2 separate regions of the Homo sapiens genome follow, and region 1 is linked to region 2. The links are chromatin contacts, found by Hi-C or POLR2A ChIA-PET in ENCODE. All regions are on one chromosome and are shown on one strand. Each heading gives the region's core, a stretch centred on a gene start or an enhancer-like site at or near the end of the contact. The rest is flanking DNA. Distances are from core to core; before and after follow the strand shown. Region 1 holds the start of CHDH (choline dehydrogenase). Region 2 overlaps CACNA1D (calcium voltage-gated channel subunit alpha1 D).

Region 1 (2,700 bases), core at 1-2,500, 290 kb before region 2:
GCGCCTGCCACCATGCCCGGCTACTTTTTGTATTTTTAGTAGAGACGGGGTTTCACCATGTTAGCCAGGCTGTTCCCAAACTCCTGACCTCAGGCAATCCGGCCGCCTCAGCCTCCCAAAGTGCTGGGATTACAGGCGTGAGCCACCGAGCCCGGCCAGACTTGACTTTTTTTTTTTTTTTTTAACAAATGAGCCATCATACCAGGAGCTGAGTTCTTATCAAACGGCCGGTGAGAGGCCAAGCAACAACCCTAAATGCTACCAAGCTCAAATTGTTGGCCTTGCAGCAACTACAGCAAAAGGGATGAATTCTTCCCTTTAGTGCAAAGAGCCAAGAGGGCTTCTGAACTGACACAGAGGGGAAGGATAGGAGCTGAAGACATCAGGAAACAGTGAATGGGGTTTGTCCACCAGCAGGTGACTACGGAGCTTGATGCTATATGCTATTCTAAGAGGGCAGCGGTATCATTTCAAAGGTTATTTGGGGGATGAGCTATTTTCTCTTCAGTGACCCAGAAGATTCCCTCGATCATTCAGGGTACTGGGGAAGAAAGGCAACTGCCTTCACGAGTGAACATGGCAATCAATATGGCCAAAAAGGGAGGGGGTACTAATGGAGAAACAGTTCTTGTGCCCCAACAGGTGAGCAGACCCCAAGTAACAATAACTACGTGCCAGGCCCTTCGCCGCTAATTGCAGGCCATGTCGTTATACCTTAAGAGACCCTGGTGGGTTCGGTACTGCCCTTCGTTTTACCGTTCGGGACTTGGAACTTGGTGAGCATAAATGACAGAACCAACAGTACAGGGTGGCATCTGAGACCGGGTCTGTCTGATTCCCACGCCCCTGACTCAAGCAACCTGACGCCGATGTCCGGGGCTGCCCTGAGGGTGCAGGCATGCCCCTTGAGCCGGCAGTCCGCGCACGCCTTCGGGGCAGCCTGGACTGGCGGATCAGACGACGTCAGGATCTGGGCTCGAGGGCCGGGAGATGAGGGAAGAGGTGCTGGCGGGGGCTTACCGGCTCTCGGGGTACGGCGCTCCTGCACAGCGCGGCCAGGCTTAGCAGCACGAGCGACATCGCCGGGCCACTGCGCGGGATCCAGGCCACCCGCACGCTGCGCTTTTATCCCGGCGCCGCCGGGCCGCCCCTTCTCGGCTCCGCCTCTCGCAGCGCCGACCCATTCCCGCCACCCGAACAGAGGGCGGGCCCGCTGGCCCCCTCCCAGGCTGGGGCAGGTCGCAGCGCCCTCGCCTGCTGGGGCTCGGAGGGATGGGCCGTGTCCGAGCGCTGGCGGAGCACGGGCCGCCGCGGCGCGCGCCTACCCCCGCGCACACGTGCATGCAGTGAGCCAGGTGCATCAGCTGCACCCGCCCTCGGGCTTCGCGCGCCTCCGCTGGAGCCCAGCTAGCCTCGCGGCTCCGGGGCCGACCGGGTCGGAACTGCTGCGTCCCCATTCCGGACGCAGAGAGCGCGCGGGGCGCCGGCGCCGCCGGTTAAAGTGCCGCGGGGCAGGGGCCGGGCCGCGGCCACCCGCTCCTCCCGCTCCGGTCCCGACTGTCGGGCTCTCGGCCGAGTCGCCCCGGGTGAGTAGCCGCGGAGGCGCCCCGACCACCCCGCAGCAGCGCCGCCCGGCCGCTAGCCCGGAGAGGCCTGGGGGCCGGAGGTTTGGGGCCGGGCTGGACGCCGAGACCCGGGCCCGCTTTACACAATCGCCCCGCCGCGCGAAGCGAAACGGGTGGAACGCAGACTGCCGAAGCTCACTGACTCCTTTGAGGGAGCGAATTCTTTCAGCTACGCGGGGTTAGAGCGGTAGGAGTGCCCGCTGCCCGACCCCAGGCTTTCTGGTAAATGTCTGTTTCCACCAAGTGAGTTCGGACAGCAACACCTGGGGCTCCCAAAGCGGAAGCCGTCAGCACTGGCGATTTGGAGCTGCGGTTCTCAAGTTTCCCTGGCCCGGGATCTCTAGCGCCGCCTAAAATGAGATCCAGACGGCAGGTCCGGGTCAGGCCCGGGATCTGCATTTAACGAGCCTCCACCCACGCCCCCGTAATTCGTGGGTGGGTGGCCCAGGGACCATCCTTTGAGACACAGTGGGTTTGGGGGAAAGTTCACAAAAATCAGCTGGGCTAACAGTGGAGTCACAGAGGCTGGAACTGCTGCTTCAGCCCCCTCGGTTTGCAAACGACAGGGTTGTGGTGACCAACTCAGGGCCATTTAAACTTGTAGGCAGAATTAGCTCCATTCTACAGATGAGAAGACGGAGGCCTAGAGAGGGGTATGGAACTTAGGGGTGTGTTGTCAGCTGGTGAGAGGCTGTACTAAGTCAAGCAGCTGTTTTAGCTGAGGCCCTACTTGTGTGCCAGGCCTGGCCCACCTGCCAGCTTGATTAAGGCTTGCATGGACTGGGGATCAGCCAGGGGTTTGGGCTCTGGCATGCATACGTGTGGAGTTGCAGGTAGCATTTTCAGAGAATTGCTCTGTTTCCTGACCAAGGAACTCAGTTGAGGTTGTGGCCGCACCCCTGCCTGGGACTGGGCCACCCTGAGCCCCTCATTCCACCTCTCTGAGTTGCTTTGGGCCCTGTGGCCCTTGAGAACATTTTCAGCTCTAATAGTCATCTTCCTGTTCAGCAAATACCTGCTGGGTGCAAAGGTGAACCACACATGGGTGCTGGCTGATGGGTACTCCTGGAGTGAG
Region 2 (2,700 bases), core at 66-2,565:
AAATTGAACAGTAAAAAGAAACCCAAAAGACAGAAATAGTCACTTCACCAAGTCACCAAAATAATAATAAACAGGTGGCAAATAAGCGCATGAAATAACATAACATTATTATCCATTAGGAAATAAAAATTAAAACCAAAATGAGATACTACTACGCACCTATTACAGAAGCTAAAATAAAAAGTACTGACACGATTAAGTGTTGGCAAGAATGTGAAGCAACTATAGCTCTCATACACTTCTGGTGGGAATACAAAATGGTACAGCCATTTTAGAAAGCAGTTAGCTTCTTATAATGTTAAATATACAATTCCACTCCTAGGTATTTACGCTAGTGAACATCTATATTCATACAAAAACCTGTACGTTTCTAGCACCTTTTTATAATCACCAGAAACTGGAAATAACCCAAATTTCCTTCAACAGATAAATGGATAAACTGTACTATATCCATAAATGTAATATTACTCAGCAATAAAAAAGAACGATTTCTCCACACTCCTAAACATGGATGAATATCAAAGGCATTATGCTGAGTGATTCCATTTACATGACATTCTGGAAATGACAAAACTATAGCAATAGAGAACAGATCAGTGGTTGCCATGGGCTGGGGTAAAGGAAGAATAGGACTACAAGAGGCAGGATAAGTTTTGCGGGGGACAAAACTGTTCTGTTATCTTAATTGTGGTAAGAGATACAACAATTTATATGTTAAAGCTCACAGAACTGTATACACGTGCACACACCCCGATTTTTACTGTATGTTAATTTTTAAATTAATAAATAATCTGAGCAGTGTGTATCAAGAATAAAAAAGAATTTCTAAAGGCAGAGAAAGGAGCCCTAGATGAGAAGTAGGCAGGCATTCCCGTCTGCTGAGATGCAAACAGGGTTTAAAGATTCTTCCTTCCCAAAAGGTCAGGCGCAACTGATAACAAGTTGGGAGGAGGGGGTGGTGAGAAATGGACCATGATTGAGAATGATTTGAAGAGAAAAAAGACATGTGCCAATATAGCATTAAATGAAAGGGCTGTGGGCCTCAGGTTTAGAAAGTCCTAGATCTCTCTTTTATATGTGCCTTTTGTCAACTTATTTCTCTGTTCCCTGGGAAGTACCTCAGAAAAAAAAAAAAAAAAAAAAAACACACACACACACACACACACACCCACCAGAAAAAGCAGCCAGAGAGCAATAGGGGAAAGGGCAGAAGGTCCACCAACCACAGCCACTTTCACACTGAACTCCACGGGCAAAGCCCTATCCTGCATCTTGTTATACGACTGTGACTGAGAGCCTTGTTCAAATGCTCAATATTTTCCACAGCTTTGTAAAATACAGGGCCATAAAAAACATAGCTGGAAATCCCAGCATTGATTCATCTCACAAGCCCGTGACACTAAATGTTTGATAAGTCTTTCTCAGTTTCTAGTTCAATCATTTGGTTATGGCATCCTCATGGGACCACGCCAGATACACTACATAGAAATAGTAGGATATAAGCTATGGGAAACATAGTTTTGCTCTAATATAATTACAAGTTTTCACCTTCATTCTATTTCATTATATTCTCTTTAAAATGTCATAATCCTACATATTTGAAAATGATATTATCATTCACAATGCAAATTTGAAAAGGGGAAGTTGTTGTTTCTGATTAAGTCAATGTATGAGAGTCAGGGGTATTTACTATCTCCCTGGCTGCCAACAGAACCTTTTCCTGTTTATGACTAGAATGCAAATAGTCATTGAGCTCAGAAGAATGTTGAGTCCAAGAACTTAACCAGCTTTAGGCATCATTAATCAACAAAATATTGATTGTTTACTGGGTACAAGGCCATGTGCTGGTCCCTGGGTGGTTACAAATGGATAAGATGTAAGCCACCAATGTGCTTTAACCTCACGCAGCAAAAGCCACATAAACTGTGCTATGGGAGAGGGAACAAAGAAGAATCTAATCCCTACCCTTGAGGGAGACTAAAAAGTAACTAAAGAGAGAAGCGGAATGTATTTGAAAAAGACCTAGGAAACGGTAACGAAATCTAAGTGCATGTTCAATTCAACAGCCATCCTGTTGTGGACTCAAAGGTGGTGGCACGAAGAAGGGAGCCCCTTGAACTCATCAGGGCATGCTCACAGAGAAGCTGAGTTTGGCAGAAAGGCCTGGAGAGTGAGGGGGCTGTGAGGCTAGACACAGCATGACTTGTAGGAATTGCATATGATTGTTCATAGCAGTAAAAGCAAATTACTGACACAATTTCTATTTTTGTAACGTCTTTTTTCTGTGGTACAATACTAGACATTCTGGTTTTAAAACACACATATAGGCACACTTACAGTTTAGGACACCCTCACAAAGATTGACACAAATATGATTTGTATGATAATTTTCCACCTTTTTTTTTTTTTTGAGACAGAGTCTCACTCTGTTGCCCAGGCTGGAGTGCAATGGTGCCATCTTGGCTCACTGCAAGCTCCGCCTCCCGGGTTCACGCCATTCTCCTCCCTCAGCCTCCCAAGTAGCTGGGACTATAGGCACCCACCACCACGCCCAGCTAATTTTTTGTATTTTTAGTAGAGACAGGGTTTCACTGTGTTAGCCAGGATGGTCTCCATCTCCTGACCTCATGATCTGCCCGCCTTGGCCTCCCAAAGTGCTGAGATTACAGGTGTGAGCCACCATGCCCAGCCCATGATTTT

Evidence for each region. A loop is a pair of places that touch in the nucleus more often than their neighbours do. ChIA-PET counts read pairs that join two places held with the same protein, here RNA polymerase II (POLR2A). Pooled maps may share reads with other maps.
Region 1: a loop to region 2 is called in a map with no recorded cell type, with 8 times the contacts of the local background. The contact joins the promoter of CHDH here to the enhancer-like site in region 2. A Hi-C loop is called at or near these places in 6 of 37 single-sample maps with no recorded cell type and 4 of 50 pooled maps. POLR2A ChIA-PET finds 5 or more read pairs at or near these places in 1 of 52 experiments (AG04450).

What each region holds. Positions count from the first base shown.
Region 1 is chr3:53,844,969-53,847,668 of GRCh38, reverse strand. CHDH (choline dehydrogenase) reads left to right here and starts at 1,250. Exons shown (of 9, transcript NM_018397.5): 1 at 1,250-1,586. It overlaps IL17RB (interleukin 17 receptor B), which reads right to left and starts at 1,101. Exons shown (of 11, transcript NM_018725.4): 1 at 1,021-1,101. The coding sequence starts at 1,080. RefSeq lists enhancers at 1,053-1,347, 1,294-2,134, 2,135-2,700 and a silencer at 1,053-1,702.
Region 2 is chr3:53,553,906-53,556,605 of GRCh38, reverse strand. The region is part of intron 3 of CACNA1D (calcium voltage-gated channel subunit alpha1 D); the gene reads right to left. Among named protein-coding and RNA genes, the nearest start is that of CACNA1D, 61 kb to the right of the region's middle. Within about 2 kb of position 1,315, at least 2 of the 41 ENCODE cell types and tissues checked have a DNase peak (open chromatin) inside an H3K27ac peak, as active enhancers do.